3 separate regions of the Homo sapiens genome follow, and all the other regions are linked to region 1. Evidence: chromatin loops called from intact Hi-C (ENCODE). Cell type or tissue: dorsolateral prefrontal cortex. All regions are shown on one strand.

Evidence for each region. A loop is a pair of places that touch in the nucleus more often than their neighbours do. Peaks named below come from ENCODE experiments on the same cell type or tissue, not always from the same donor. Only the 100,000 strongest peaks of a DNase experiment are listed, where the experiment ranks them.
Region 2: it touches region 1 in a loop (2.5-fold over the local background); 25 of 110 quality-filtered maps call a loop at or near these places.
Region 3: a loop joins it to region 1, with 6 times the contacts of the local background. A loop is called at or near these places in 63 of 110 quality-filtered maps.

Annotation. Positions count from the first base shown.
Region 1 is chr2:44,040,881-44,048,880 of GRCh38, forward strand. No RefSeq gene overlaps it. Among named protein-coding and RNA genes, the nearest start is that of LRPPRC, 49 kb to the left of the region's middle. RefSeq lists an enhancer at 3,374-3,423. In dorsolateral prefrontal cortex, CTCF peaks have their summits at 3,476 and 3,676; a DNase peak (open chromatin) is centred at 3,511; H3K27ac peaks cover 622 bases.
Region 2 is chr2:44,339,394-44,347,393 of GRCh38, forward strand. It overlaps PREPL (prolyl endopeptidase like), which reads right to left. Exons shown (of 14, transcript NM_001171613.2): 2 at 6,875-6,997; 3 at 5,127-5,193; 4 at 4,352-4,558; 5 at 3,024-3,159. The coding sequence starts at 6,949. Among named protein-coding and RNA genes, the nearest start is that of PREPL, 18 kb to the right of the region's middle. In dorsolateral prefrontal cortex, CTCF peaks have their summits at 3,667 and 3,868; no DNase peak of the experiment used is centred here.
Region 3 is chr2:44,950,842-44,958,841 of GRCh38, forward strand. No RefSeq gene overlaps it. Among named protein-coding and RNA genes, the nearest start is that of SIX3-AS1, 13 kb to the left of the region's middle. RefSeq lists silencers at 1,376-1,425, 4,863-5,052 and an enhancer at 4,286-4,992. In dorsolateral prefrontal cortex, CTCF peaks have their summits at 1,515 (motif pointing right), 1,714 and 4,968 (motif pointing left); DNase peaks (open chromatin) are centred at 1,540 and 4,960; H3K4me3 peaks cover 2,854 bases; H3K27me3 peaks cover 7,569 bases.

The DNA of each region.
Region 1 (8,000 bases):
TAGAGAGAAAGAATTGGGGGTGATTTAGTATGTAGGCACTGAGTGAGGCTTAGTTTAGATGAGCACTCCTAGGAGAAATGTGAGGTGTGAGATGAATGAAGGACAAGAAAGCCAAATACTATCATCTTTTTTTCTTTTGATGCTTTTTTTTGAGATAACCTTAAACTTTATCCTCAAGTAAATACAGATGTTCCAGGAATCCTAGGATGATTTTTGAGCGTTTTGTTTTCATTTCATTTCCTCTATATAGCCATGCGTTAATATTCAGTGCTACTGAATTCATTTGTTTATTTATTTGTTTGTTTGTTTTTGAGACAGAGTCTCCCTCTGTCACCCAGGCTGGAGTGCAGTGGTGCGATCTCAGCTCACTGCAACCTCTGCCTCCCAGGTTCAAGTGATTCTCCTGCCTCAGCCTCCCAAGTAGTGGGGATTACAGGCACCTACCACCATGCCCGGCTAACTTTTGTATATCTAGTAGAGACAGGGTTGCCCAGGCTGGTCTCGAACTCCTGACCTCAAGTGGTCCGCCCACCTCAGCCTCCCAAAGTGGAGTGGCATTCCTGCCAAAGTGGAATTACAGGTGTGAGCCATCACGCCAGGCCCTCATTTGATTTTATTTGGATTTATATTTCAGCACCGGCTGGGAAGAGAATGTGTTCTCATGCCCTGTGGGCATTTGGACACTCTCACAGGTCCTGGTGGGTGTGCTAGGGTCTGTGTGAGGGTCAGGTTATGTGTGTGTGATTTTGCATGTGCCTCTGTGGGTGTGTCAGTGCGACACGTGCCTTCGTTTCTCTGTTCTCGCAGTTGTCTTTTCAAATCTAAAGTGTTTGAAGGAAGGAATCTCCCAAACTTCCCCAAAGATATTTCTTGCCTCTTCTCTATAAGTCTTCCTATTCTCAGACACCAGACTGAGGCTGAATTTTACATAATATGAAATAACCATGATCTGCATGAGGGTCAAGGGCACCATGAAGAGTGTGTGTGTGTGTGTGTGTGTGTGTGTGTGTGTGTGTGTGTGTTATGGAAATTTCTAAATATACTCAAAAAATCAGAATAAAAAGAATCTCCATGTATCCATCACCCAGCCTCAATCATTATCAACATTTGGCCAATCTTGCTTCCTCTCCCCCAACTCTTTTTTCCTTCTAGTGTATATTAAAGCAAATATTAGGTAGTTTGACATTTCGTTTGGAACACTTAAGTTTTAATCTGTAATTGATAAGACTTTTTAATACATTTCACAATGTCATTGTTTACTTAAAAAAAAGAACAATTCCTCAATATCATCTAAACTCAATCCATATTCAAATTACCTGATTATCTCAAAGACATCTTTTTTCAGTTGTTTTTTAAAACTCCACATATTGCATATGGTTGTGTCTTTTTCGTTTCTTTTATTCTGAAGCAGTTCACCCTTGTCACTGATTTGACAGGGAATCAGGTAATTTGTTCTGTATAATGTCTTAAGTTCCGTATCTGTCTGCTTCACTGTGGAGTGGTTAACATATTCTTCCATCCTCCATATTTTCTGTAAACTGATAGTTATATCTGGGCCTTGATTAGATTCAAGGTCAATGTTTTTAGGCACCTATACTTTCTAGGGTGGCATTACTGTGAGACATATAATATTAATATCTTTTTTTTCACTTTTAATACTAATAGGATTGATCAATGGGTTTAGGTAGCATCATCCCATAAAGTTCTCCATTAACCTTTCACCTGATGATTTTAGCATTTGTTGATTGTGACCTAAGTCCATTATGTCATTTCAAGTCTTAGTGATTTAAAAAAATTTTTTTCAGGCCAGGCACGGTGGCTCATGCCTGTAAATCCAGCACTTTGGGAGGCTGAGGCAGGCGGATCACGAGGTCAAGAGATCGAGACCATCCTGGCCAACATGGTGAAATCCCATCTCTACTAAAAATACAAAAATTAGCTGGGTGTGTTGGCACGCGCCTATAGTCCCAGCTACTCGGGAGGCTGAGGCAGGAGAATCACTTGAACTCAGGAGGCAGAGGTTGCAGTGAGCCAAGATCGTGCCACTGCACTCCAGCCTGGCGACAGAGTGAGACTCTGCCTCAAAAAAAAAAAATTTTTTTTCTTCCTTCTGCATATATTATCTGGTATTCTTCGAGCTCTAGAATTTTGCTAATCAAAGGGAATAGTGGAGTTGCCAGGCTCTCAAGGCCAAATGAGGGCCCTGTTTTCTTGGCCTCTTTCCATGTTAAAAAGATTAATCCACCCTCCCCAAAGTGGCCACACCTAAATCCTAGTCTCTAACCGAAGGCAACTCTTTGTGCTCAGATAAGGTGGAAGTCAGCAAGGATCCTAGTAGAGGGGTCTACCCTTTGCTCCAGGAAAAAAGGGGCTCTAGGAGTAGCAGCAAGGCCTTCCCAGGACACAGGGAACTCAAGGCTGCTCAGGAACTGAGGCCTGATCTCCAGAGATCATCATTAGTTTGGGGAGGGCTCCCTTTGTCCACCCCCTTACCCTACCCCGGTCAGGCTCATTCTGGGGCCCTGGATTTCTGCTCTTCTCCAGGGAAGCAGCAGCATTCAGCCACTCACACCAGAAACAAATATCTGGGACTGTGGCTTTGACTTTCTGGTGCTTTTCCCTGTATCCTCAGATGAGCTCCACGTCCTTTGCCACCCTTGGCTTGGGCACTGGGCTGCATACCTCCTGCAGTTGCCCTTCTTTGAGGAGCAGGGACAGAGCTGATCTCCTGTTCCATGTCCCTCCATTAGCCCTTTCCTAGATCTAAGTCTTCCCCAAAAAGCCCTGGGACAAACAGTCCCAAAGGCAGGGCCCAATTGCTGGATTAAATGCTTAACTCCGAAGGTCCAGGATATATTTTATTTATATATATCTCGATTATTAACTCTATCCCAGGCTCCATCCCCGGCTCAGTGTGGATAACTCTCCCCTCAGCAGCCGAATAAATCAGACCATTCTTCCTCTCCTGTAGAAGTTAGGTCTGCATGGAAAAGATAGCACTTACACTCATTTCTAAGAGGAAGATGTACTTTAAGTTCTGTATGAAAACATTGAGTTCCATGGTATACACTGTTGGCATGAAAACAATGAGACTTTTAATTGCTCCCGAAACTCTAATATATATATTAGAGTTAATAATTAATATATAATATAATAGATATTATTATATGTAATATATATATATATATATATATATATATATATATATATATATAAATACTTGAAAATAGTCACCTGCCTTTAGACAGTTGTAAGCCACAGGGGAAACTCTTTGAATTCCCACCAATAACCATTTGGCTTAGAACGACTTTCAGCTGTTTCTAAAAATCAAATTCACCCTGAAACGAGGGTGGTTTGCTCTCACCTCACGATGGTGGGGAGAAGGTGGGCAGCAGTTAAATATGCCGTGGGGCTGAATGTGACCAACACGACAGTGCAGGGAAAGCTCCTTTGTCCCTGCGCGGCCCAGACTGGGACGCTAGATGGCAGGCTCACCTTCTAGATGGAAGCTTCCGGCTCCTTCTAGAGGGAAGCAGCCAGCCCTGGCAGCCCGGCCTCTGCTGGCAGTAGCCACACACTCCTGAGCAGTTCCCAGGGGCCTCCAGTGGGCTCCCCAGGGAGGGTGTGACCGATCCTCAGTGGAAGGCCCCAGAAGTGTCTGATGTGAGAACAGGGAACGCCTGCCTGTCTCCTGCAGCTGCAGTGGGATCAGGGTTAGGGCCCACTTGATCCCAAACCTCATGGTTTGTGGCTATGGTGACTCCACTGGGCTGCCAGCCACACCCTCCTCCCACCTGCCTGTCCCCGTATGGGGGTGAGAAATGTCTCCAGCTTTCTTGGGCTGGCCCAAGGTTCGAGGTCTTTCAGGATGTCTGAAACTTGAGGTTACGCTTTATGCAACCTATTATCAAATAGAGGGTCTGGTGGGGTGTGGTGGCTCATGCCTGTAATCCCAGCACTCTGGGAGGCCGAGGCGGGCAGATCACCTGAGGTCAGGAGTTCTAGACCAGCCTGGCCAACATGGCGTAACCCTGTCTCTAGTAAAAATACCAAAAAAAAAAAATAGAAAAAAAAATAGCGGGGTGTAGTGGTGCGCACCTGTAGTCCCAGCTACTCGGGAGGCTGAGGCAGGAGAATCACTTGAACCTGGGAGGCGGAGGTTGCAGTGAGCCAAGATCATGCCACTGCACTCCAGCCTGGATGACAGAGCGAGACTGTCTCAAAAAAAAAAAACAAAAAAAACAAAAAAAAAAAAAACAGAGGGTTCTACTCTGGGTGTGGGCACTGCTGAGTGCCAGGAAACACTGCTAAGTGCCAGGAAAGAAATGTACAAGCCTGGGCTGACCACTGGGCTTGGGGTCTGTGTTTTCATTAATGTTCACGCCTCAGAGCATTCTTCACCCTTCTTCTTTTGGCTGCCCCTGCCCTCCTCCCATCCTACCCAGGGTTTACCAATAAGTACAAGTTCTCTAAAGGGCAAGAACCTTCAAGGACTTGCTTCTGGATTCCTGTGCCTGCTGCGTGGTGAGGCTCAGTGAATGTCTGCTAAATGAGTGATTGATTGAATAAATTAATGTTGGGATCCAGAAATCATCTGGCTTAGCCTCCTCCTTTTAGAAAGGGTATCAACTAATTGGAAATGTATTATGTTTTCTAGGATGCCTGCTTTCATCTTTACCCTCCTTCCCCTCTCCCATTTGAGATCCCACTCCCAGGGTCTCCATTTGGGAGTGCCTGAACCTTTCTTACATCTAGCTGAAATCCCACACACTGCAATTTGAGACTGATCTTTTTTGCTCTGACTTCAGTGTAAGTCGATGATGGAATTGGGGAATAATATTGTTATGGGCTGAACTCTGTCCCCTATAAATTTTCTACTGGGAAATTTGAGGTACTCCCAGTATCTCAGAATGTGATGGTATTTGGAGACAGGGCCTTTAGTTAAAGTGGGGCCATTAGAAGGTGGCCTAATCCAGTCTGACTGATGTCCTTGTAAGAGGAAATTTGGACTAAAAGATACCACAGAATCACACACAGAGGAAAGACCAAGTGAGGAGACAGCAATCGGGTCAACATTTGCAAGCCACGAGTGGAGGTCTCGGAAGAAACCAAACCTGCTGACACCTCAACGTTGGACTTCCAGCCTCCAGAACTGTGAGCAAATAAGTATCTGTTGCTTAAGCATTCCCCCTCCCCCAAGACTGTAGTATGTTGTTAGGGCAGTCCTAGCAAACTAAGACAAATATGACAGCTACATGATTATGCATGATACCTGATTATGATAGAAAGATACATGATTATAATAGAATATAATAAAAATGCTATGATACAGAATACTTTGCCCCTTTGTCGGCATGTCCAGCATCTATAGAACTATTATCCAGCTGATGTGATGGTAACTGAGGTTTCCACCCCCACCTCTGGCTGCTGGCTCTTGCCAGACAGGCAGAGAGGAGGGAGAAAGACCCCTTAAGAAAGGAGAGATGTTCATAGCTTTAGTCAGCGTGGGCTGCCTGCCTGTCTAGGTTTTTTTTTTTTTTTAGAAAACCAGGCTCAAATGTGATGAAAAATAGGTTGGTACAGCTCCCAGGAGAGGGGGTTACCTAGTAGGACAAAAGCCAAGCTCCCCGAAGAGGTCAGCACAGCCTCAGTGGCCCAAAGGTTGACACATCAAGATATATTAGGTTTGTGGAGAGAGAAAGGAGCAAAAGAGGCAGCTTGTTGGAGATTAGATTAGACCAGAGAAGACTGTGTAAAGGCTACACAACGGGGGGACTGAGGAGATGGGACGAAAAGAGGGAGGGCACAGGGCTGGCTGAGGAAACGACAAAGAGAAGCTGAAACTTTGAAGCAAAATCAGCCCAGTGAACACAGAGCACCTTGGGGTCAGAGATGAGCCAGGGGAAAGCTGTGAAAATCAAGGCAATGTCTCTCTCCTACCTGGGTCACATTTAAGTGGTAGGATTTGGTCTTTTGAGAACTGACTAAAAGTAATTGACTCTCTTTAAAGTGGAAATTCTTTTTTTTTTTTTTTTTTGAGACAGAGTCTCACTCTGTTGCCCAGACTGGAGTGTAAAGGTGCAATCTCAGCTCACTGCAACCTCCGCCTCCCGGATTCAAGCGATTCTCCTGCCTCAGCCTCCCAAGTATCTGGGATTACAGGCACCCACCACCATGCCCAGCTAATTTTTGTATTTTTTTTTAGTAGAGACAGAGTTTCACCATGTTGGTCAGGCTGGTCTTGAATTCCTGACCTCAGTTAATCTACCCACCTCGGCCTCCCAAAGTGCTGGGATTACAGGCATGAGCCACCGTACCTGGCCTAAGGTGGAACTTCTGGAGCACACTGAGAGTGAAGGGGGAGGATGGATGGAGAAAGCTAAAACTGAGAACCTGCTCTCCTGGACACGTAGCCACAGGACATTTCTGGGGCACAGTCAGACCCTCCCTTTCCTTATGCTTCCAGAGACCATTTCTCTCCTCCCGTAAATGTCACAGTAAGATATCATTGGGAAAAAGAGAGAAATTCCCCAACAGGAGCACATGTAGAGGTGAGACCATCATCCACAGACTGTCTCCCGCCTGGCACAGACCTGCAAGAAGGAAATCAGGGAAAGGGGGATAAAATTCAGATGTCCCCTTTGTCCATCCTCTCTCCTCTGCCCCCAATTTCCACCAACTTAGCCTGGCTCAGATGAGGAAACAAAGAATGGGCCTTGGCTCTGCCTCTCAGTGCCCTTGGTCTCTTGGTCCTGGATTTAGAGAAGTGACCACGCTCCCACCCCCAATGCCCTTTCCCTCCTTCTCACCATATTCCTCACTCAGGGAAAGGGATGGAGGAAAACCTGGTCTTGCAGCTCCAACCATGTGTGCACGGGTAGCAGAGTTGGGAGGTTGCACTTTAGTTTTAGTAATACTTGGGTCCCTAAGGAAAAAGAACAAATCTCGAAAAGCTTAGAGATCATCAAAATAACTCCCCCACTTTCTTCATAAAGTTGTTGCATTAGTCCGTTTTCATGCTGCTGAGAAAGACATACCCAAGACTGGGTAATTTATAGAGAAAAAGAAGTTTAATGTACTCACAGCTCCACGTGGGTGGGGAGGCCTCACAGTCATGGTGGAAGGTGAAAGGCACATCTTATATGGCGGCAGACAAGAGATAATGAGAGCCAAACAAAAGGGGAAAATTCCTTATAAGATCATCAGATCTTGTGAGACTTGTTTACTACCATGAGAACAGTATGGGGGAAACCAGCCCCATGATTCTATTATCTCCCAGTGAGTCCCTCCCACAACACGTGGGAATTATGGGAGCTACAATTCAAGATGAGACTTGGGTGGGGATGTAGCCGAACCATATCAGTTGTTGAGACCCACAATGGGGAAAGGACCTACTGAAGGTCACACAGGACCGATCATATTGTCCAATAGGTTTTCCCAAATATATCAAAGCCATGTAGTTCATTTAAAAACATGTCCCATAGAGGCCAGGCACTGTGGCTCACACTTGTAATCCCAGCACTTTGGGAAGCCAAGGTGGGAGGATTGCTTGAGCCTAGGAGTTTGAGACCAGCCTGGCAACATGGCGAAACCCCATTTCTAAAAAAAAAGTACAAAAAATTAGCCAGGTGTGGTGGTGCTTGCCTGTAGTTCCAGCTACTTGGAAGGCTGAGGTGGGAGAATCAACTAAGCCAGGGAGGGCCAGACTGCAGTGAGCCATGATCGTGCCACTGCACTCCAGCCTGGGTGATGGAGTGAGACCCTGTCCCAAAACAAACAACAATGACAACAAAAACCTAACACCATGTCCCATAGAGCAATAGCTTAAATCCAGTCTATTTTCAAAAGGCCAGTTCTTGAAGCACATTATAATCCCCATAACTACTTTATGCCAAATAAAATTGTAACATGCCAAGAAAATAGATGGAATCTGCTCCCATGTAACTGCATCTGGGTGAATGTTCACCTCTGGCCTTGGGTTTTATAAGGGACATCAACGT
Region 2 (8,000 bases), 300 kb after region 1:
AGTTTATTTCAGATGCATGCTACCTTGTTAAGGACAGTATCTCAGAGGTGGTCAGTATACATGTTGATTTATAATGCAGATAGGAAATTAAAATAATTCCTTAGTGAATATCACTTGTAACTTTAACAATTAGCTATTATTTTTCTCATTTTCTCCTAAAGGGCATTCAAAATAATTTACTTCTAACATTTTATCATAAATGTTTTTCAAAAATACAGAAAAGTTGAAAAAACCATCTTGATTCCATCATTGCTAACATTTTGCTACATTTACTTTATTACATATCTATGCACCTATTAATCCATCTTTATTTGGATGCATTTCAAGGTAAACTACAAACGTCATTTCTCAATCACATGAGTAGATAACATAGCTTTTTGCTGAGAAGAGGAAATAAACTTTCTATAGGAGACACAAATAGGGAATAAAAGGGACACGGAGTTATTTTTATTTTCTTCTTTCTCTGCATGCATTTTGGATTTTTTTTTCCTTTCTCCCAGTTTTTACAACAAAATAGAATAGGAAGAAAACCCCTCACAATCTTACTAACGTAACACATTTAAAACATTAACATAGCTATTTTACTTTTTAAATTTTTCCTTCTAAGTTATATTTATATTTCATGTGTGTCTTTAAATAGATGTAATTATAGATACAATTTTTGATTCTGTATTTCTTACTTCATATATCAATTTTCTCCCTACATGAGTTGAAAGTCTTTGTGATTATTATTTTTAAAGGCTACCTAATATTATAACAGGTTTAATGGCTACCTAATATATCATAATTCTTAAAAATTTAGATTTTAATGTTTCATTATAATAAACAATATAACAAGAAACATATTCATGAAGATATTTTCCCCTTCCATGATCTTCACAATTATTTTCCCAAGACAAATTTTTAGAAATGGAAATACTAATTTAATAAGTGTATTTTTATGACTTGATGAATATAATCAAATAATATCCTAGAAGCACTATACTAACATAATGAGTGGCTTTAAATGTTATATTTATATTTTTCCTTATTATAAAAGTAATTTATACTGAAACTACTGAAAAACGTAAAGAATCCCAATGCCCCCAAATAACAACTGCTTATAGTTTGGTAAAATTTCTTCTGTATTGGATCACATTACCATGTTTATTTGTCAATCGTTATTTCTTTTGTGAAATGTGTGTCTATTTTAAACTTTGAATGTAGCTTAAATTATTAGTATGTAAATAGCTCTTTAAAAATTAAGAATATTGGCTGGGCACAGTGGCTCACAACTGTAATCCCAGCACTCTGGGAGGCCAAAGCTGGCAGATCACCTGAGATCAGGAGTTCAAGACCACCCTGGCCAACATGGTGAAACCCCGTCTCCACAAAAAATACAAAAATTAGCCAGGCATGGTGGCAGGTGCCTGTAATCCCAGCTACTTGGGAGGCTGAGGTAGAAGAATCACTTGAACCTGGGACGCAGAGGTTGCAGTGAGCTGAGATTGCGCCACTGCACTCCAGTCTGGGTGACAGAGTGAGACTCTGTTTCAAAAAAAAAAAAAAAAAATTAAGAACATTAACTTGTCTTTTTGTTGAAAACACTTTCCTCCATTTTGTTACCTAGATTTTAACTATTTACAATAGTTTTTGTGGTTTTTGACTTGAGTTTAATATTTTACGTAATCGAGACTGCTACTACCCTTTGTAATTTCTTATATTGATTTTATGTTTCAAAAATATTCCAACCAAGCTGACTAAAAAGCTTATATTTTCATCTTATTAAAAAATTATTTTTCTCAATGGGTTCTTTAAATCTCTTAGGAATGTATGCTGACATATACAATGATGAAAATTATTTTTTCCCAAATAGTATTTCCCATTGCATTATAAAATAACACCGATTCATTTTTCATTAGTTTGTGATGCCTTTTATCATATAAATTTTCACATAGACTAGGATCTATGTTTTAGAGTTATTCTAAGCTCTATTATTTGTCTATCAATTTGTATTATTTTTACTGTTATTGCTTTATATGCTTTAATATATAATTGTAGGGCAAGTCCCCTACCCTACTTTGCTCTTTATTTTCAACACTTTCTTCGCTGTTTTTATATATTTTTGTTTGCTTAGTTTGGTGATGACAAATTAAAAATAAACTACTTGACCAAATAGTTGTTAGATATGTGGTTACAGGAAGTGAGAACACAAGTGGCTCTAGGGTAAAATGTGTCTAAGAGAATATACGAAATATAAAGAACTAGACATTAATCTTTTTTTCCAATTATTTCTATCGACAATTATTTTTAAATTTAAAATGTATTATAAAAATAATAATGCTTATTACAAAAAGAAAAAAAGAAAAGTAAAAAAAAAACCATTGTTAGTACTTTGGGTGTATTTCCTTTCAATCTTTTAAAAATGCATCTTTTTTCCTTGATACCCAATTGAAACCATAGCATATATTTAATTTTTTCACCTAGCACAATAATACATTTTTGAGTTAGTTTTAATTTATAATTTAGTAGCAACACATACTTTAAATTCTTCTATATATTACTAAGAATTTAATGGTTAAAAGGTACTCAACAATCATCAGGAACAAGGGGTTTTAGTTTGAAAGAGAGATACCTATCTAAGTATATACCATTTATTTAAGCAATAGATACTGACTAAATAGCACTATACAAACCTGGCACCCTGCTTATCAATTAAGATGCAAAGGTGAAACAGACTCAGTCTGTTCACAATCTAGCAGTTCTAGGTCATCTTTATGAATTTACATGAATGAACTATGTTGTAATTCACAAAATCAATTTCAGTTTTTAATAAAATATTAGTGATATATCTGTATTTACTCTGATTTTGAATATTACCAGACTCCAATTTTGAATACAAACAACTAATAAAAGAATGATCGTTTTAGCCTTATTATTCCTGGTTCCAACCAAAATAAACGTTTTAAGTCAACCAAAGTCAGTACTTTAAATAACTGGAGGAAGGTTCTGGAGAGAAAGATTTAATTATATTATTCTAGTACCTTGGGTCTTTTTCTGTGTAAAAGCGTTCATTACGTTTGTTATCACCAAAAGTGGCTCGATATACGTCATGACAGCGAAGGTTCCTCTGGAAGGTGTAGAATAAAACATCTTCATCTTCCTCGTCCTTTACCCATTCTGAAAGAAAATAATGAGATAATTATACATAATCACCTACACTCCATTAAAAAAAAAAAAAAAGCACAGCACATTCTAATTTTGAATGCCAGTGAGAACATGTGCAAGTTTATCCCTGGAAATCTAAATATTTGACTGTATCTAATCTGTGCTGTATATAAGCCAGAGAGCTTTCCTGAGAATAAACCACTACTACACCATTCCAAGGTTTCAAGTAGTTATCAGTCTCAGGGTACTCAGGTTTCTAAATAAGAGCTAAATGCTCAATATTTAGGAAAGACATTGGTAAAGTCACATTTGCTTTTAGGAGGTGAATTCCGTCTCAATCTACAACTTGAAACTGTAAGTCTGAAGGAATATTGCATCTTTCTCTCATGTGTAAACCTTCTCTGTCTGCTTTCAAGCCACAGGATATCTCCAACTACCAAACACAATTTAATGCTGATTCTTGATCCCACCAGAAGCTGTCAACAGAAGTTTGCACACAATTACACCATGACTGCCACCTGGCTGACAGTGATTGTAAGTCATCATTGTATAATATGCACCATGATTTTAAAGGTTATAAAATGTACAAAATATATGTCTTAGAATTCAATAGTTAGGGTATAATTTCAATTCACTGCAACAACATTTAGTTAAACAATGGAGAAAATGATGGCTGAAAATGAAAAGGGAGGACAAAATGTAACATATGTACCACTCAATGATAAATTTAAAGTTAGTTCTATTACTAAAAATGTCACAGCTTCCATTGATAAACAGGTTAGTTCAACACATACCAAGTTCTTTGGTAGTGACTTTATGCTGTAACAGCTCTATAAGATAACATGAAATTAAAAAAATACATTCAAGCTTAAAGTTGAATAAAATATTAAGATGCAACTTACGTGTAAAAATTTATTCTAGATAATAATTTGGCAAATAATTCTGATAAATCAAAACATATTGTATGACATGGACTCTAATTATAACACTTTTAAAAACATGAGTATTTTAAAATTACCCATCTAGATATATAATTAAATAAGGGAAGGTCTCCTGAATAAGAGGTACATAGGAAGATGTATAGTCCATAGGGATACATGAATCAGGCATTCACCTTCTCCCTCCCTCACATGCGACAAAAAAATGTTTCAAAAGTGTTACCGTTGCCTTTCAACACAGAGGACTATTTTGGTTGGTGGCTTACCAAAACTGGACACATTCGGGAAAGAAGCTTCCATTACGGGCTGATCGCTGAGCTTTATAATTACACAGGTAGATGCTTCAGAATCTTCAGTTCTTATCTTGGCAGCCACATATTTTTCATCTGGAGCAACTCTGATACAATCAATGAAGGGCTGGTCTAACTTAAGTTCCTCCAAATTGAATAAAACTTCATAATTATCATTGTCTGCTGTATAAAGAAAAATACGAAAGTGATAACTTCAAAGGATGTACTTTAAAAAATTAAAACTGTATTTTAATGTTTTAAATTAGAATTCCCATTCTGTAAGAGGCCATATCCTAGCTTCTTTCAACAATGATGGCAGCTTAACTTGCACATCAACTGACAATAAGTTATTTAATATTACCTTATACTATTCAATACTATTCTGTGCATCAACCTATGAGACATTATTTGATATTGTTATAGTCTAGTTTAGTATTTACAGACCATACAGAACCTAGAAAGTAAGTGAATATAAATGACAATCAACAATATATGCCAAGTGCCTAGCATAGTACCCAAGACACAGCAGATGCTCAAAAAATGCTGGATGCCGTCTCCATTCTCCCTGCCAAAGCTTCTGAGTCTAACTATATCTTACACAAACCCAGATATTAAAAACTAGTCATTAAAAAAAAATTCAGAAATAATCTTTAAAAAAATCTTTTCTCTATCTTTGAGAAATTAATAAATTTCCTATAAAAAATATGAAATCTGAAAATTAGAGCACGTAAAAAGAAAAATTGTGGTGTACCTTCTTCATCTTTGGAACGAACCAAGCAACAACCTTCTTGGTAATAAACAAAACCACCATGTTTAACCTGACAAAAGAAACATGCAGTTTACTTAATAATAATTTAATTAACCTTTTCATAGTCTGACTATTCAAGATGAAGATGAAATGAAGACTCTTATAAAAAACAGACCTGTTGAAGTATATGAATGAACACATATGAAATATAAAATTGACCATTTTTACAATGTAGTTGATAAGATATGGTTTTCGTATGTTCATAACCACTAGAGGGGTTTTTAATACATAAATACAAGAGGCAATAAAGAAAAGGTATAACAAAATCTGTCAGTTCTCACAACTGTACAAACCACTTCTGCTACATTTTAGAAACATCTGATACCTGTACAGTGGGAGTCAATTAACAGAAATCAAGTGGCATCTTTAAGACAATCCAAAATGATGCAGATGAGGAAACTGTGGCTCAGACTAGCCTGAAAACCCAGTCTATAACTTTCTGAGACTCCTTCCTTTAAAATATGCTGTCACCAACAACTATACACAGTCTTGACTTAACACAAACTATTTCACCTGCTGTAGGGTGACAAATACAATTTGAAATTGAGAGAATTAATATTACCCAAATATAAATAGTGTTCTTGTCTAATGCCTACATATTAAATGTAATTGATTGGTTGATATGATTTCAGTGGCTTACGTTTATTATCTGTTAGTTGGTGGCGTAATTTGAATCTGGAGATCCTTATTCTTAACCTACTATTTCCACTCTACTATGTATGTGATTTTCACCTATTGCGGTTCAATTTTCCAATCTTATTGAAAAATTCAATTCATTTTTTCTTTTTTTTTTGAGACAGAGTCTTGCTCTGTCACCCAGGCTGGAGTGCAGTGGTGCAATCTTGGCTCAGGGCAACCTCTGCATCCTGAGTTCAAGTGATTCTCCTGCCTCGGCCTCCTGAGTGGCTGGGACTACAGGCGCCTGCCACCATGCCTAATTTTTGTATTTTTAGTAGAGATGGGGTTTCACCATGTTGGCTAGGCTGGTCTTGAACTCTTGACCTCAGGTGATCTGCCCACCTTGACCTCCCAAAGTGCTGGGATTACAGGCGTGAGCCACTGCACGCACAGCCCTCAATTCATTTCGACTGACTATTTATGACTGTGATAACCATAAAATGGTTAAACAGATACTTGGCTTTCATGGTATTATACTACTTAAAGTGAATTCCTTTTATTAAAAAATTTAGACAAAACAATCAAGTAATTTTCAAATAATAACAAAGTATGAACTACTTTCATTTGAACTTCTCCTTAGAATGATTAAAAAATTTTTAAATCAGTGCTGGGCATGGTGGCTCACACCTATAATCTCAGCACTTTGGGAGGCTGAGGTGGGAGGGTTGCTTGAGCCCAGGAGTTCAAGATCAGCCAGGGCAACACAGTGAGACCCTGTCTCTTGAAATTTTTTTTTTTTAAATCGGAACTGATTGTTTGCAAAAACCAGAATTAATATATTACAGTTGAAAATTCATCTTACTTTCGATCTTTACATTTATTAAAAGATGTAAAGGATCACATTCTGTGATCACAATCTCTGAAATCTTTGCTTTTTAAGTTTTTCAGCATATTTTAAAGGCCAAAAGCAGTATAATCTTGATGTGGACTATGTCTCTAAATCACCAAGTATCTCATTTGCATCTTGATTGGTAATATCAAAAATTTTTTTTTAAAGACATGAGATATCTTACTTCCACATTGATGATTTCATATTCTTCTTGTGGCTGTGTTTCTAATTTTGTTCTCACTTTTTCAAATGCATCCATGTTTTCTGGAAGGGGTTTTTCGTTTTCTTGTTTAACAGGCTGAAGATCCTGGAAAAAGTTTTGTTATGATCAAAATATTTCAAACTAGGGAAAAAAAACTTTTGCTTTTTAAAGATAAGTAGGTCTATACCGTAGACTTAACGTTGTACAAAAAAGAAATAAGATTAAATAGTAGGTATTTCACAGATTGTAAATGTTCTTTCCTAGGCTCATCAATAAAATGATCTTTTTCGTTAAAAAAAGTAAACAAAGTAAGATAGACATTTGATGGTTATACTATTATTTTAGATGAATAAGTCCTTAAGAAGCAGGAATACTAAGAAGCTCAGAAGAATGTTCAGAAATACTATGGGGAAAATTTATACACAATTAAGGAGAAAATAAAATTCCATGAACTTTTACATATTTAATAGGAAAATCAGGTAGAGAAAAAAATCTTTCGCGTTTAGGAAGTACTGAAGTACTTCCTAAAAGAAGGGAAATATCAAAGAAGTGGAAGACATTATCACTACTAATAAATGTTCACTATTATTTTATTCACAGCCAGAGTGATAAGAAATATTTCCCTACTTCATTAACTATAATTTTTTACTTTTTAAATTTTTTAAATTTAAATGGGTCTGAGAACCAAGGGATATAATTTTCTTTTCTTGTGGGAATAACTAAGCCCCAAAACAGAACTGTTTATCACATCAAAAAGTAAACTGGCGAGGCGCAGTGGCTCATGCCTGTAACCCCAGCATTTTGGGAGGCCAAGGAGAATGGATCACTTGAGCCCAGGAGCTCAAGACCAGCCTGGGCAACATAGCGAGACCCCGTCTCTATAAAAAAATACAAAAAAATTTAGCCAGGTGTGGTGGCACACACCTGTAGTCCCAGCTACTTGGGAAGCTGAGGTGGGAGGGATCACCTGAGCCCAGGAGGTTGAGGCTGCAGTGAAGCATGATCATGCCATTGCACTCCAGCATGCAGAGTGAGACCCTGTCTCAACAACAACAAAAAAAAGGGAATTAATGCCTAATGAAACAGAGCTTCTTTTTCAGTTTCTTTG
Region 3 (8,000 bases), 910 kb after region 1:
CTCACAGACCACCCATTCATTGCACGCACACACACACACACACACACACACACACACAAACACACACACACACACTAGGCTAGGGCCCAAAGAAGATAGGTAGGGAACTAGATAAGCACCTTGAGAGAAGCATGCCTGCTGTTGGGAGTGAGCAGGTAAACAGAGGCCTCTGTGTTACAATCCACCCCTAAACGCCCATGTTATGCTGTTCTGCAGAGCAAGAAGGGAGAGTGAAGAAGAGGGCTATAAATTATAGAGTGAGGATAAAGGCAAAAGGAAAAGGGAGAGAAAGGAGAGGGAGTTGAAACAAAAAGTGAGGAGAGGAGAGAACAGGGAAGGGGCGGGAGCCGGAAGGGTCTGAGGGAAGATGGGGAGCAGCTTCCCAGGCTTAAGCAGGGGGAGGGCCAAGGCTGGTTGGGGAGAGGGTGCCATTGCAGCAGGAGAGCAATTCCTTCTCCAAGAAAGCGCCTAGGGGAGCACGTTGACTTGTGGCCGGCTGGACTTGGGAAGTGGGACGAATACTGGGGGTGCACAGCAGTTTGGGGCCCAACAGCACCCATTCCCCTTGTGGGCTGGGGAGGTCATGCAGCTTCCTCTGCCCAGAAGAGGCCCACCCAAGAAAGCACCCACCTTCCCATGCCTCCCTTCCCTGGACTCAGGGGCAGCTTTTCCCCTCACACTACACACTCTTAGAGATGCCCCCAATATGATTCCATTCGTAAGACACACACAGTCACTGCTCTGCATGCACACACACACACACACACACACACCCCTCTGCCTTCTACAGTGGGCATAGGCAACCACCCACTTCTGCTCAGGGATGCCGCAAGGGACAGAAGCATATCTCCACTCCTAGCAACGACTCCCCACTTTTTACAAATAAAACCACGACTCTAACTGGTTTCTACACACACTCTTTTTGGAAAAGAAAAGGGCTTTAACCTGCAGGAGTCTAACCCGTCAAGACGTCGAGGACCTTTACAGAATGTGCTGGCAAGAAAGGAGAGCACAGGCAAGTCACACACACATGCATGTGCCAGGCTCTGCCTACACTCCAGCCCCGCCAGGCTGCTCACGGCAGGCTCAGTCAGGGTGGAGGCCCTCTCTGCCTGAGGATGGAAATGGCTGTGTGGCTGGAGGAGCTACAGACCAGCCAGGCACTGGCTGTTCTCTATCTTTTATTTTTTATTTTTATTTTTTTCTGAAAAGATGAGGCTTGGCAGGAGGGGCGAGTTCCCTGGGGACTTCTCGGATCCCTGCAGGCAGGAAGAGTGTGCGGGGCCCAGGAACCGAAACAGGAGGTCCGAGGGACCAAGGCAGGGTCCAGACGTGAGGGGGAGCGCGGCGGGGCGTGGGGGACGCGGCCCCCGGGGCAGGGGTCCGGGATCTGCGGACGTGGCCCGGTGGGGAGCGCGCCCCTTGGTCCCCGCTCCGCCCTCCGGCCTTCGCGGCGCTCTCTCGCTGGGCCTTTGTCCCCACCTCTCAGGCTCGGACTCCGTCTTTCTTCTTTCAGGCCGCTGGGAGGCGCTGTGGCCGAAGCCCCGGCCTCTCCCAGCCTGATGCCCTGGTCCTGCAGCCGCGCCGTCTTTCTCCGCACCCGGTTCCCGCGGGGCTGGGCTGCCTCAGGCGATGGCCCGGCCTGTGGCTGGGCCCGCACTGCCTTTGGTTTGTTGGATTTTGCGATATTTACCATAATAATTAATTTGCCGCCATTCAACAGAATATCTTAGCAAGGCCCCTTAACGACTGGAAGCGCTGCTAATTCCCTGCGTATGCGCCTCTCCCTCTGCAGCCCGGGACAGGCGCAGCCGCCTTTTGCCTGCCCCTACCTCGCCCGGGACACACTGGCGCCGCCTGGCCAGGCCCGACTGGGAGGAAGGACAGAGGACCGACGGACACTTGTACATGTGCGGGCGCACGGAACCCAGGCCCCGGCCACCGCTGCCTTTCCCCTGTGTGTCTGAGCTGAAGCGGCTACGCTTATACCGGGAGGTGAAACGGAAGCTCAGAGAGGGCCATAATTTGGCCACTGTCACACAGCCAACCTCCACCTTCACCCGGCTACACCAACACACTCGATGACCTTCTCTGTCTTCCTCGCCGTGCGCTCCCGATAGCGGGGGAAATACTTTTCTGAGACGCCTCTCTGGGCACGCAAGATGAGGCAAAAGCGGGAGAAGGGAGTGGGATAGGACCGGGAGCGGGCGGCCCTGGGCTCTGCCCTTCTGGGCGCGCCATCGCTCCCGCCACCTGCACTAGGACTTTGCAGGAACGCGCCTCCTACGCGCTGCCTAGGAGGACCAGACGCGAGACAAGCGCTCAGCAAGCAGCTACGTGCAGGCAGACCTACCAAGCCAGGAGAAAGAGCGGGGATTTCAGGGGCCTCCGCTCCCACAGCGGACCGGCCTCCGCTTAAACCACCAGCACTTCCCAGTGGGCCTGGGAATCGAGGATGTGAAGTGTGTGGATACATGTGAACGTTGTTGAGTGTGCAGTGAGACTGTTGTGCAGATTCTCATGAATTGCAAGAGAAATATTTACCTTGTGCGGGTGACAAGTCTACCTGCAGATGAGCCCGGGGGCTTGTCCAGTGCTTGTGAGCATGATGCAGAAATATCAACTAAGTTCTCGAAGAATGGAGGGGAGAGGGACAAGCACAATTGAGCCCTGTCCTCAAGTTTCTCACGATCCAGTAGGAGGGACAGTTGAGGTCACCACTTAAAAACAAACCAACCCCGTGGAGTTGCACACAGTGTTTCCCGGAGTGTCAACTTCGCAATTAATTACTACAACTTTGGCGGTGGGGATAGAGAGGGCTTCTCTGAGTTCTCTGAGCAGATGGCACTGACCCAGAAGGATGAATCGGATTGAGTGGAGGAGATTCTAGGCAGGAATGGCAGGTGGGAAGGCATGGAGGAGGTGTCAGGTCCAGTGGGGAGCAGTGCAGTGTGGCTGGCCCGCCGGGAGTACTGTAGTGTGGGGCCCATGGGTTTTTGAGAGGTTGGTAATTGATTCTGAGGGAAGAGGGAGTAGGGATTAATTACAAGATCAGGCAAGTTGTGTGGCCTTGATCCCATGGGTACTGGGGAGCCAAATAAAACTGTATGAAAGTGGCTGGGCGCGGTGGCTCACGCCTGTAATCCCAGGACTTTGGGAGGCCGAGGCGGGCGGATTACGTGGTCAGGAGATCGAGCCCATCCTGACCAACATGGTGAAACCCCGTCTCTACTAAAAATACAAAAATTAGCTGGGGGTGGTGGCACATGCCTGTAATCCCAGCCACTCGGGAGGCTGAGGCACAAGAAGCACTTGAACCCAGGAGGCGGAGGTTGCAGTGAGCTGAGATTGCCGCACTGCACTCCAGCCTGGAGACAGAGGGAGACTCCGTCTCAAAACAGTCAAACAAACAAACAAACAGACAAACAAAAAAACTGTATGAAAGCTTAAGTGGTAATATCCAGTGTCCTGCTTAAGGACTGTAGTCGGGGGCAGTGAGGCTGTAGACAGGAAGGCCCCTAGGAAACTATTCCAATAGGCAGGACTGAGCTAAGACGCCAGAATGGGTTAAAGGCATTTCCAAGGAGGAATGGTGAGGACTTGATGACCAGCTGCAGACCTTATAGGCTGCCCTCCGACCTTCAGCTTCCTGTGCGCTCACAATTCACGTGCTCACACGTGCTCCTTAGAGGGGTCTGTCGGTGGACGCCGCGAACCAATCAAACCCTTGCACTTTGTTCCAAAACCCATTCCCTACCAGAATGGGAGTCCTGTAGGGCCAGGTCTCCTCCCATACCCACCCATTTCGGCCTTTGTTCTACTGCACAATAACAGCTGGCACTGGGGTGCGGGAGGACGGTGAAAGCTCGAGTCCCAGGCTCCAAATCCTCCAGGAGTAACTGGGGTGACCCGAGGAGAGCAGCGCACTGGGTGAGTGGAAGCGTGGCCCGTGAGAAGGGTACCGAGGGTCAGAAGTGTCGCAAGGGACCCAGGACGCGCGCGCCTCCGAACCCCTGAGTCTTCGCAGGCTCTGCGAAACTTCAGTGCGCGCAGCCTCCTGCACACCGTTTTCGCGCGACCTCCTTGCCTCGGTCTCCAGGGGTCAAGCCAACCCAGCGCGGGAATGTTCCATTTGCCCTTTTGGGACATTCAGAGAGGCTTTTCCGGGCTGCCGCGGCGCTTCCACGCAGAGGAGGCGTCGGCTTCCAGGCAGCTTGGCGATCTTGTTATTGGACACGCGAGAGTTTAGAGACCCAGAGAAATGGAGTGAGTCAAAGTCAAACTCAAGTTTCTCGGCCCCTAGTCCTGCGATTCTTCCATTGCACATTGCACCCCTGGGCCTTTCACATCTGCTCCTAGCGAGCTTGGAGTGTAGGTGCGACCAGGGCGCATCTGTGCCAGTGCGTGTCTGCGTGCGTGGCCTTTGGGTGACTCCACGCCCGCAACTGTCTCCGACTGTGTGGGCGCGTGTGTGGCAGGTACCCAGGAGCAGGACAGGGAGGGAAGCCTCAGCTTCCAGACCCGCTCTCGCGTGCTGGCGGGAGCGGTGGGTAGGAGCAGGAGGTATGTGGTGAAGGATGTAGGCGGACTAGGGCTCTGTCCCCGCAGAAGAGTCCAGGACGCAACCCCTCACGCCGGGCCAGCGGGGAGGCAGGAGTATGGTGGACCCGTTCCCCCAGGGATGGGAGAGCTGAGGAAGGCTGCAGGTCGGATAGCTAGATTCCATGATGCCCCCAAGAAGTTGCCAGACTCCAGTCTGGGAGCTCTCAAGAGCCAGAGACCCAGGGAAGTCCCCTCTTTGGCCTCCGAGGACCCCGAAGCCTGGCAGCAGTGCTCAGCCTTGGACCCCGCGGTTCCGCGGCCGGACGCCCCTCGCGCTGGCTGTGCGCACCCTGGCGCAAAGCACTGCAGGTTGGAGGCGGAAAGCAGCGCGCTCTGGGGCCACTGGCGGGTTTTTGCTGCCACCTCGCGGCGATGGTGCATAGCATGCGAACCCTCCGCACCGCGGGCCTTGGTAGTGCACGTGGGTGGTGTGGGGGGCCTTGCCCTGCCGCGCTGTCCTTTTCTGCTCGAGTTTTCGCAACACCTCTTCCACCGGGATAGCCTGCTTCTCCTCTTGAGGGACTGCGCGCTGTCTTATACCAAAGTCCACCATTTTGCGTGGGTAGGACCCTCCACCCTGGCCTGTGGGATTTGGAGTCACCTTTCTAGCTCCTTTCTCTTGCTTTACTACTTGATCCCGTGGCTGCCCACCTGGACTTGCAATAGGTCTCATGCTAATATTTCCCTTCTTCGGCACTATTAACTTCTTGTCTTGCAGATAGATGCCTCTAGGTCTCCTACAGCGGGAGTGTGGGGCTGTCTTCCATGGTGATAGGCTGTCTGGTGGGAAGCCATGCGGAGCTAGTACCCTCTCCTCTCCACAAGGGCTTGCTGAAGGCCTTCCATATGCCTGACGCTGCCACACCTTGGAGACAGCCAATGGCAGCCTAGACCCTGGCCCTGCGATTATAGTTTAGTGCAAGCAGAGAAACACAATACACAAATTATCATTGAAGCTGCCATATGGAGGTATGGACAAAGTGGGAGCCCGAGGAGGGCCTTTGAAACAAATCTTGATGGATAAGCATGAGTTTTCCAGGCCAGTGAGGAGGGAAGGACAGTCAAGGGACTGGGAAGTGTGTGTCCAAAGACACCTGGGTACAAAAGAGCATTGGGTGCTGAGAGGGACAGCTGTTTCCTGGGGTGCTCCACAGTCTGATGGTGAAGACATTGCTTTGCTCTGGACAGCATAGCCAGCCAGCTTGGGCGAATGTATTGATAAGAGTATCAAGTGTCAGCAGTGAAAGGAATATTTGGAATTGCTTCGTTTTCCATTTAAATAGACAAGGAAACCGAGATTCTGGCTAAGTCTCTGTCCTTAAGTACAAAGCTAGTTAGGTGGCCGATTGCTCTATAGAGTCCACCATGGTGCCTAAGGGAGGCTGCGTTCCAATGCCAGGTGGTCTGGAAAGAGGATGGTGGTGGTGGTGGTGGGGAGTGGTTAAGAGGAGCCATCACAGGCTCTTTTCCTTTTCTCAGCTACAGTTTTGCTTGCCTGCTTCTCTCTCAGGCAGCATAAATACTAACCATTACTCTCTTCTCTACAGATGCAATCATTCTAAAAGCTTTGGGGTTTTTTGTTTGTTTGGTATGTTTGCTGCCAAAACTATTTGGCAGCCAAACCTGACCTAAACAGTATGAAGCTATTTATAGTCTTTATTTATCCTGCTTGTCATAGATATCAGATGTTTCACTGCAGAAATGCTGATGTGTTGGATTACAGGTACTGCTCTGGACCCCCTTGGGTGGTGTTATGTAATACAGAATATACGGACCATTATAGGTACCTTTCTGAAATCTCCAAAACTATGAATTTCCCAGGGTTTTTGGAAACGGTTTGCGGTCCTTTGGGATTGAGCCTGGATTGTCTTATGATAAAGAGGTTCATGGTGGGAGAGGAAGTCAGGAGAGACTGGGAATTTAAACAACGTAATGAGACAAACCATGATTGGTAGTTTGCAGGAAGAGTAGGTCAAGTTGGCTGTGGGACAGGGTCACAGGGCCAGCCCAGCAAAGCTGCTGGCATCCTGGAGGGCCTCAGGGGCTAGGGTCTTAAATTTCTTTTTTTCCTTTGAGACAGGGCCTCGCTCTGTCACCCAGGCTGCAGTGCAGTTGCATTATCATGGCTCACTGCAGCCTCACCCTTCAGGGCTCAAGCAGTCCTCCCACCTCAGCCTCCTGAGTAGCTGGGACAAAAGGTGCACACCACCATGCCCAGCTAATTTTTGTATTTTTTTAAGAGACAGGGTTTCACTATGTTGCACAAGCTGGTCTCAAACTCCTGGGCTCAAGTAGTCTTCCCACCTTGGCCTTCCAAAGTGCTGGGATTACAGACGTAAGCCACCGCACCCAGCCCTTAGATTTCTACACAAGCTGGAGAAGGTAGATAAGATCCTGGCTCCAGGCATTTTTTTCATGGCCGTTCTCTCCCAGAGTCAGACTCTCCCCTTGATGCCAGAATTCTCCCTTTCTCCAGACCCAGGGAACACCTAACTCCACCTCTCCGGGTCAGTCAGGTAGGGGCAGCCAGATGCTCACCCTATCCCCTGGATGTCCTGGGGGAAAATCCGTCTCTATCATAAAGCCATAGTAAGTGCCTAAAATGTGAAAACTTTACATGAGAAAGACAGCTGCGAAGGAGAAAGAAAGTGAAAATTTATGACTGAATGCTTTCTAGGCATCCAGCCATGTCCTAGGTTCTTACACCAGCTTATTTTTTTTTTCATCCTTGCAGCATCCTGGGAGATCAGTATTTTCATCCTCATTTTTATAGTTGAGGGAATTGAGGGCCTGAGGTTATAGGATTCTTGCTAGTCCTCTTTCTCCCCCTGAAGTCCCCCTGCAATAGGGTAAGAAGTTCTAGTCCAAGCTTTCCTCTCTTCCATCTTCCAGGAAAGCGGAGAGACTGGAGCCCTGGTAGTGTGTGTTGGAGGGGAGAATGTGGGTCCCTTGGAAGGGAGTGGCTGGGGGCCCTGAGCTCTGGGGGATAATCCAGGCCAACCCTGTGGTGCTCCTTTCCCAAAGCTCCATCAGAGACAAATAGAATTGTGACATATCCCCTTGTCCCTCCAGGGAAGGCTGCTCCCTCCTCAGTGGGTGTCACCTCCGTCTGCAGCTGTTTAGCTCTTCCTTCTGTGTCAACACTCCCCCCTTGTCTCTTTGTGAGAACTTCGGTTGTATTGTTGTTATTCTTGTTGTTGTTTTTGAGATGGAGTCTCCCTCTGATGGAGTCTCCTTCCATCACCCAGGCTGGAGTGCAGTGGCTCCATCTCAGCTCACTGCAACCTCTGCCTCCTGGGTTCAAGTGATTCTCCTTCCTCAGCCTCTTCAATAGCTGGGACTACAGGTGCACACCACCACGCCCAGCTTATTTATTTATTTATTTTTATTTTTAGTAG